Linked DNA regions of Mus musculus: region 2 is linked to region 1. Evidence: chromatin contacts called from ENCODE Hi-C or POLR2A ChIA-PET data. All regions are on one chromosome and are shown on one strand. Each heading gives the region's core, a stretch centred on a gene start or an enhancer-like site at or near the end of the contact. The rest is flanking DNA. Distances are from core to core; before and after follow the strand shown.

Evidence for each region. A loop is a pair of places that touch in the nucleus more often than their neighbours do. ChIA-PET counts read pairs that join two places held with the same protein, here RNA polymerase II (POLR2A).
Region 2: a map of heart shows a loop between it and region 1 (2.5-fold over the local background). The contact joins two enhancer-like sites. A Hi-C loop is called at or near these places in 1 of 37 maps with a recorded cell type or tissue (heart). POLR2A ChIA-PET finds 5 or more read pairs at or near these places in 1 of 5 experiments (embryonic stem cell).

The regions. Positions count from the first base shown.
Region 1 is chr1:164,986,744-164,991,420 of GRCm38, reverse strand. No RefSeq gene overlaps it. Among named protein-coding and RNA genes, the nearest start is that of 1700029M03Rik, 28 kb to the right of the region's middle. Within about 2 kb of position 2,239, at least 1 of the 3 ENCODE cell types and tissues checked has a DNase peak (open chromatin) inside an H3K27ac peak, as active enhancers do.
Region 2 is chr1:165,043,941-165,048,617 of GRCm38, reverse strand. All of the region lies in intron 5 of Gm51669 (a long non-coding RNA gene), which reads left to right. Among named protein-coding and RNA genes, the nearest start is that of Gm51669, 15 kb to the left of the region's middle. Within about 2 kb of position 1,802, at least 3 of the 3 ENCODE cell types and tissues checked have a DNase peak (open chromatin) inside an H3K27ac peak, as active enhancers do.

The DNA.
Region 1 (4,677 bases), core at 990-3,489:
TCTTACAGCACAAGCCATTGTTGTTCTATTCAGGAATTTTTCCCCTGTGCCCATATCTTCGAGGCTTTTCCCCACTTTCTCCTCTATAAGTTTCACTGTCTCTGGTTTTATTGGAGTTCCTTGATCCACTTAGATTTGACCTTAGTACAAGGAGATAGGAATGGATCAATTCACATTCTTCTACATGATAACAGCCAGTTGTGCCAGCACCATTTGTTGAAAATGCTGTCTTTTTTCCACTGGATGGTTTTAGCTCCCTTGTCAAAGATCCAGTGACCATAGGTGTGTGGGTTTATTTCTGGGTCTTCAATTCTATTCCATTGGTCTACTTGTCTGTCGCTATACCAGTACCATGTAGTTTTTATCACAATTGCTCTGTAGTTCAGGCATGGTGATTCCACCAGAGGTTCTAACATTGTTCTTATATAACACTTTCTATATGTCAGGCACAACTATGTGGGTCTCTTGAGCAACACACACGATCCTAACTATTTTATTGTACATGACATTTAAAGAATTGAAGGTAAGGATTTGTTTAAAAAGCTTCTCAGAGTCTCCTAGCCAACAAGACCAGGCCTCAAATCCTAGCAGCCAGATCCCTGTCTCTGTGTTCTTTATCAACTCACTAAGCTGTCTCATTAAATGGAATGAACATCAACTTTAAAAGTTGGGTTAAACTTCTGGCTTTGTTCCTTAGGGTTCTTGTGATCTCAGTGGAGTAGGAGTGGCCTGGGCCTCCATTTACTGTCTTTTAAGCAGGGTGAGCAAATCCCTCCTGAACATGGTTCCAGAAGGACAGAATGAGTATGCATTGTAGCATGCTCGATTCTCATTCTCCCTTTCACATAGAGCAGGATAAGAGAGGTCATCCCAAGGCTTGCTACAGTCCCCGTGAGCCCCATTGTTGACTTTGGGTGTGCCATCTGGTTATTATCACCCAGACAGTAACTCCACCAGAAATCACTTTCTCAAATGTACCCAGCAGAGAACTGGCCCCAGCTCCTTACCACAGCACCACTGCTATGTCTAAGTCACTTCAGAGGAAGAGCTGGCATTTTCCACCCACTTGCTCCCAGACCAATTTGGTGTACTGCTGAAGCCAGCATAGTGAGCACACCTTTAATCCTAGCACCCTGAAGGCAGAGGCAGGTGGATCTCTGAGGCCTTCCTGGTCTACAGGATGAGTTGCAGGACGCTCAGGGCTACACAGAAATACCCTGATCACAAACGAACAACAGAACACACAAACAACAAAAGACAGAGTGCCCCAGTGCCTGGAAAGCCCAATCTGTTAAGTCTTACTGCATTTTTACTAGCTATTTTCCTTTCTGTTTGTCATGTACATGACACCTTCAGCAGCAGAGAGATTTGGCTGGGGGTGGTAGCAGGCCAGGGAGGGGGTGTAGTGGCCTGGGTCTTTTCAGCTGGAAAGCCCAGCACAGACCAAGGTGAGGCACAGTCATCTCTCCCCAGCTCATGGCTCAGGGTACTGCTCAGCACAGTGATGGCTCTCAGAGCCTACGCTCAAGTTTTACTTCTCTGGGTTTTACAACTTCTTAAAGAAATGCTACAGATATATATATACACACACACATACATATACATATATTTAAAACTCTAAAGGCCAAGTTCAAGTCCCAGGGTGTCTCTGTGGAGTTTCCCCGTTCCTCTTTAACATAAACAACTCATTTGACTCCACTGTGTGCTGCTTGATTTTCAGTTCTTCACCTGACTGTTAGGGCTGTCAGTCACAAGCTCTTTTTCCAGTCTTTGCTGAAGACAAGATCTTTCACTGTTACATGGCTGATTAATGTTACTCTATGACTATAAAGGGGAATGTATGTGTCTGCCTGTCATTGTGCTTTCTTGTAATTAGTGTTGTTCCAGAACTTTCTGTTTATTTCAGAGACACTTCACTAGGCACTTCCGGTGATGTTCAATGCATTGGATTTGAGTTTCCTTGATGGTCTTTTTCTCCCATTTCATCAAACATGAAGACGATCTTGCAGAAGGAACAAAATGGGGAGCAGATAGATTTTCATTTGTTGCTAAAAAATGCACTGCAGTGACCCTGGGCCAATGGCTCACTATCTACAGTCTTAGTTTTCTGTCAGTAAATGAGACAATGATATGCAGACTTCAGCTCACATAACACTTTTGTATGAGCTGGAAACTCAATACTTTTGGCCTGTGCGACTGTAGCTTGGCAAACTGAATGTGGGTTTGATTTGACTCTCTTGTTGGCTCCCTCAGCTGGCACATCCTGCAAGATCATTCCAGGCAGCCCTTAAAGGACCTTCCTCACAGGGCTGGCATGAGGCTCTATGGGGCTGGTTATGGGAAGAACCATGCCACTTAGACTGCACACCCATTTTTCCTCTTGCTCTATCACTCTATCTGCTTCTGCTTATCCCAAGTTCTTCAGCCTACACTGGAGAACATCACAGACAACACAGAATCATTACCAAAGCACTCCCTGGGTCCCCTTTTGTATCCCTCCTTCTAGAGCCTTTCTTCCCCTGTTCTCGAAAGAAGTTGATCTCAGCAGTAGAAACATCATCTTTTAATTAGAGACTAACAGATCTCGGATCATAGAGAGTTGATGTATATTAACACATGCATTTTAACACACAGGTATGTGTTAATATACAAACATGTTAATACACACGGGAGATTATTGGAAAATATAGACTAATTTCCTGGCCACAGGGGGTCTTGCTTTTTCTGAGACATAAGGCAGAACCAGAGATCCTCAGAAGGGCTGTTATATTACTGGATACAAAAGGGGCTCCTAGTACCATTAGACACACACAGCATTTTTATAATCCTACCCATAACAGACAAAAATAAACCAACATGCTTTAAACCAAGGAATACACATATACCATTTCCTTTGTATGTTTAATCCTGAGGCCTACACAGGCCTGATTTGTGGTTTGTGTTCCTCCCTCCCCTTTCCTAAGAGAACATTTAGGATTGTTCACACGTCCTAAAGCCCTCATTTGCATAATTTAGCAGAACAGAGCGTGGGAGGAGAGCAAATGCTAATTTCATTCTAGAGACTTGATGTGCCCTGGATCCCAAGCAGGTGCCACAGAGAAGCACATGGTGACCGAGGTTTCAACATGCTAGGATTTCCCAGCCTCAGCAGAATCTTGGCTTGGTGGCTTTAGAGGATAGCTAGTGGAGGAGACTGTAGAATCTTCTCCTATGGTGACAGATATAGGTTAGAGAACTGGAATTTTAGATGTTGAGTAGCCCAGAGGACAAAGTAAATTGAGATCAGAGCTCAGTCTTACTCATTGTGGTTAAATTTGGATTATATTCTTGTTAGTCTTTTGTCAGCATAATAATGACTAAGTGCTGGGTCAGGAAGGTAGGTGGCCTATATCTGTATTTTTTTTTACCATAGACCTCTTGCTGTAAGAACAAGGGCCAATTATATTTTGACATCAGAGATTCCTTTTCAGTAAAGTGTGGGTAGCTATGGTACCCACTTCATCAGATTAAGAGAAGGACCGGATGAAATGATGGTGTTCTAGAGCATGCTGAAGAAATATTCATAGGTGTTAGCCGGCTAGTGCTTCAGAACTGATGGGGACAGGCAAAGGGATTCTCTTCTGACCTGAGGAAACCGTTTCATTTGAAACGCAGTATTTTGTTAAATGTGTTGTTTGGCATTGTGGAGAGTCCTTGGCATGGCAGTATTGCTGGGGTGTAAGTTTGTGGATCTAATTCAAGTCTTTAGTCTTGAATCCAGAGACCTGGCAAGTAGCACTGATTCTGTCTTTACTAGACTAAAACTCTGGGCACTTCATCTAATAAGAAGTCTTTACCTCAGTTCCCTAATCTGTAAAGCAAAAGGATTGGTGAGATTAGCTTAGATTCTTTCCAGCCATAAAGCTGCAGGGTTGTTTGTTTTTTGTTTTGTTTTGTTTTGTTTTTTAATGTTTGTTTCCACTCAGTGTTTTTGGCTCAAGAAAAAGGTCAACTTGAGTTCAGAGGAAGGTTTTTGTGTCTTGGTCAGAGCTGGAAGTCCTGGTTGTGGTGCTTCTCGACTTGGATCATATTTGTTTCAGTAAATTGAAATGGAGTAAATTGAGGCAGCGAAGTTAAAGGTTCTATTAGCTTAAGCTTGTACATCTTTGCCTAAGGCTTGCCAGGCAGTCAGACGAGTGTTGCGACTCATTCTGTACCAAAGCTGGAAGCCTGGGTGCATGTCCTTACTGTTACCTTGCCTCTCTTGTTTCCTAGCTCCCTGCGAGTTCTAAGCATTAGAGAGCCAATTCCAGTCATTTAATCTGACTTGAAACTTCATTATTTGGAACATTGCATTAGTGATACTTAATCTCCATTCTGAAGGCCCTGGTGTTTAGTCTGAGGAAATAAAACTAGTCTGTGTGAAAAGTAATCCATACATAAGAATTTCCTATAAAACAGAAATGATGTACTGAGTATGTGAGTAGGGTGAACTAGACATAGCCTGTGAGGCCCGTGAGTCATTTATGATTAGAAACTTCTCCACTCCAGTCAACTAGTCCCCAGAGAAGCCATGACCATATTTAGATTTGTGAAGAGGTGAGTGGTGTTTGATCTTGTTTTGCAGTGTAAGGTTACTCCAGAGGAAGACATTGCACGCAGCACTAATATGTGTCTTTCTAAGCCCTTCCCCTGGGC
Region 2 (4,677 bases), core at 553-3,052, 58 kb before region 1:
TTAGGCATGGGTACAAAGAGGTCTTTATCTTCAGAAGGCCTGCATGATTTGCTTTGGACTTCCTCTTGCCCTAGAGAGGAGATAACTCAATGATCTTGAAAGAGCTGTGCATTTGTACAGAGACTTTCAGCATCAAGAAGGACGTGAACATGGGCAGTTCATCTCCACCATTTCCTTCTTCCAGCTGGTCATCCAAGGTCCACGATTCTCCGTGCCCACGCTTGACTTCAATAGAAAGACTCAACTGGAGCAATTCTTTCTTTTTCCTTTCCATTTGCTGCAACAGAACTATTCTGCCGCATAGAATCCCTAATTTAAATCTCATGAGTCAGCTCTTCCACTAATGAAAGATTTAGCATTTGGGACAGTTTTTGTGGGAACGTTCTGCAGAATGGGAAGTGACAGCTGCCTTATCAGACAGCTAGATTCCAGCTGTGTAAGCAGTCTGGGCCTCAGAAAGCTATCAGAAGCAGTCGCTCTATAGGAAGAAGTCAAAGAACAGCCAATTCCACAAGTATGGGTTTGGATTCTATGATAGGGTGAGAGAATTTCTGTAATTCTGTAATGGTTGTTGGAAAGACTGTTTACAATTCGTTATATATCCACTTGTAGTATGTGTGTGTGTGTGTGTGTGTGTGTGTGTGTGTGTGTGTGTGTGTGTGTAAGTAAGGGCAAAGGCTGGAACCGGCACATGTTCACAGCAGATGACTGTGAGAGTAGATCAGGAAGCATGGTTAGGAGCTTTCCAGGTAGGGATGGGAATACACAAGGCAAAGGCAAAACCAGAACTTCACCTTTGGGAATTGCACGTACTCCAGGCTGGGGTTGGAATGTCTTTCTGTAGAGTTGGGCTTGATTTTGTGGGCAAGGAGAGCCACTGACGGTGTTTGTATTCAAGATGAGAGAGTTCATGAGCTGGAGGGAGAATAGGAGCAATGGGGTAGTTCTAAAGGAGATGGCAATTGAGCAACTGCAGGGAAGGACAGAGAACAGAAAGGGAGGAGCTAAACTGAAGCCCAGTGTGGTGGCTCATGCTGTAATATCAGCACTTGGGAGGCTGGGGCAGGCATATCACTGTGAGTTCAACGTCAACTTAGACTACATAATGAGTTCAAGGCCAACCTGGATTATAAAGGGAGACCCTATATAACAAAACAAATGCAAACCACCACCACCACCACCACCACCAAAGACAGAAGAATAACATAAATATGCTAATACAGTATTTGGAAGAGGTCAGAGGTTGGCTTAGATCCCTATGTGGCATTTAACTCAATTTATCTCATCTCTGCCTCTGTCTCTCATCAACCATGTCTGAAGTTTGTTTATTTGCTTTTTAAAAGAAATAATCACACCAACAAATGTTTATTCTGGTATCTTCTTTGCAGTTTAAAATTTAAGGGCAATCTACCCATCTCCAGGCATGTTTCATCCAGTAAACCCAGGGTTATGTCCTGCTATTGGAACACTGAGAGCCTAGGAAGGCCCATGAGGAGCAAAGACAAAAGCTCTGGATCAGGGTTGCTTTTGGGATGCAGCAGTGGTACACTGGTGTACTATATCAGGAACATGAAAAGTGGGGAGGGAAGGACACGCTGAAGAGACAGCAAGCACGAGAATGAGAACAGAGGGCAGATGGGAGAGAGAAACCAGACAGAGCCAGCCGCACTGGAATCTTTCATTCTGACAGGTCCCAGCGCAGGCAGCAGACCTTCTAAGGAACCACTGCAGCCTGCCTGCAGAGGAGGAGCCTGGCAGCCCAGATTTGCCAAAGACAAATGCTGCTCTGCAGACAGGGAGCAAGGGCACTGCAGAGAGGCCAGCCAGGAGCATGGTGCTGTGCAGAGGGGCATGGGAGGACAAAGGGTGGAATGCAGGATGGGTGACTCACTGAGATCCCTGCCCAGAGCAGGCGTGGCTTCATGGCCACCCCTCGGAGGGGCCTTAGCATCTTCCTTGTGCTCAGGACACGGAAGAAAGCTAGCTGGAGAGTACACATTCTCTCCCCCCCTCTCTCCATCTTCTTCTCCTCTTTCTCCTCCCTTCTTCCCCCTCCCTCACCCCTCACCAATTCCTTCCCCTCTCCTTTTCCTCTGCCTTCTTCAGGAAGGCCCCCCCCCCCACCCCCCGTGAGATTGGCCTTTTAGATATGTGACCTTGGATGAGCCATGTAAGCTTTAATTTCCTTGTCTAGAAAATTGGGGCAGCTCCTAAAACAGCTATGCAGGCTAAATAGAAGATGCTTGGCATTGCCCTTTTCACCTGGGGCCATGACTCAAGCTGTTTTGTTCCTGCAGAATCTGTATGACTTCGTAGTTAATGGCTGACTCATCTAAGGTACCAGTAGCAGCTTGCCTGATTGCCCCTGCCAGGAGAATGACAGAAGATTGCTCAGCCAGGGTGCCCTGCAGCCGTTGCCAGAGGCAGCCAGAGACTGTTAGGTTGTCCTTCTATGAAAACCTACCTCCAAAAGCCACTTGCCTTTCATGGCACATTCACCCTGTGTCCAGTGCCATGCTAGGAGCTGTGCACCGAGGATGCGGAGCTATTTAGCAGGCCTTCCTTCTGACCTGGATGCAAAAGGGACCTTAGCACTGGAGAGGCTAAGATTATAAATCCCAAAGCTCAGAAATAAATAAATAAATAAATACAGGGTCTGTATTTCTGAAGCCTAGGGGCCTTGGCATTGGAATTCTATACCTGTATCAAAGCTGTCATGTCTCAATGACAGACACATCTCATACCAAATTAAATAGGAGACTTGATAAGGGCCTAATATCTTTATCATTTTGTGCCAGGTGTCACACCATGGTAATATTACTATAATCTGATAATGGTAGATGCTGTGAGCTACAATTTTTAGTTGACAGGACACATCCTCTATAAGACATCCCAAGGTCACATGGAAAGGGCTTTGCTTAAAATAAACTTAATTTATTTTTAAGCTTCATACAAGTGTATGTTGCAGGTTGAACAAACTCCACCCATTTCTCCAGCCTCCCCTTTCTTGCTCCTCCCTCTAGTCCTCCCCTTCAACCGCCTAGATAATTTTACTTCTACTCTCATGTCATATATACACAATTTTATGTCCATAGGAGATACAGGAATCACAAACGAGAGAAAGCGTAAGATATTTGTCTTTCTGAGACCATCTTAATTCATTTAGTAGGGCGATCACCAGTTATACCTACCTTCTTATAAATGACCTGGCTTCCTTCTTTGGGATTGAAAAATTCCATTTTTTTATAGGTGTCTCGTTTTGGTTTTTTGAAACTCATTCCGCTATTGTTAGCTAATTGTCTGACCCTGCAACAGAATACTCCAAGAATGGAGTATGTCCCCTAAGAACTTTCTGGCATAAGTTTAAGAGTAAGGATGACCCCACCCACCCACCCAGTCCCTACTGATAATTAGTGTGTACAAACCACAGCATCATAGGGCAGAAGGAGAGAGTTAACTGACCTGGATTGGGGAGCTCCTGGGAGGGTCTGCTGATTTTGTATGGCCAGGCAGCCTTTCCCCATGAACAACAGTGAGCAAAGACTACATATCCCCTCCCCCCCCCACCCCCCCCCGCCCACACCATATTCATTGCTGCTGTGTCTTGACAGCTTAACAGAAGGAAGAGTTAATGTGAGCTCAGAGGGCTTTGTCTGCCATGGTGTAGAGAGCATGAGGGAGCAGAGAATAAGAGTTCACAAGAAACAAGGGGAGCAACAGGAAGTGGCCAGGGGTCATATATGCCAAAGACTCACCCCAATAACTTATGTCTTTCAACCTGGTCCCACCCCAGAAGCTTCCAGAACCACCCTAAATAACTAGTAGAAAACAAAATATTTGTAACATGAACTTGTTGGGGAGGGCATTTTGGATTTAGACTATAGCACTCAACCAGCTCTTCTGCTCTCCTGGGTCCTGAGGTCACACACCCATGTCTCACTGAAAATAGATGACAGAGAGGGGGAGGGAGAGGGGGAGGGAGAGGGAGAGGGGGAGGGAGAGGGGGAGGGAGAGGGGGAGGGAGAGGGAGAGGGGGAGGGAGAGGGAGAGGGGGAGGGAGAGGGAGAGGGAGAGGGGACTGGCAAGAGAAAGAATGCATGTGGCAATTTTAGATCCAAATCTCTCCCTTGTTGGCTAGTCTCTGGACCATCATGCCTGAGACTGGGTTGATCTTACCACTCATTGTCCAGGGATTTGAGAGAGAATCCATTCTCAGAGTGAGAGAACTGTGTGGAGACCTGCATGATTGGCAGGGGACATTTGACATGTAGCAGTGCTGTGGGTGAGGCGAAGGTGGCTTCTCTTCAATGCATGGTTTTACACATTCCTACACTGTGCACAGACTGTTGTCTGTGTTCATAAGGGCTCTAGCTGCAAGAAGAGTCCAGAGTTGAGAGATATGCTGCTAAAATGGCCTCATCACTAGGAGAGACAGGGAGAAGGGACAGGGATGGAAAGGGAAGGGGAAGGGGAAGGGGAAGGAGGAGAAGGAGAAGGAGAAGGAGAAGGAGAAGGAGAAGGAGAAGGAGAAGGAGAAGGAGAAGGAGAAGGAGGGAATGAGAGAGAGAGAGAGAGAGAGAGAGAGAGAGAGAGAGAGAGAGAGAACAAGCAAGCACTCGGGGCTTTACAGAAGCTAGCCTGGCAAGTACTGTACCACTGAGCCCCAACTGTTAGTTT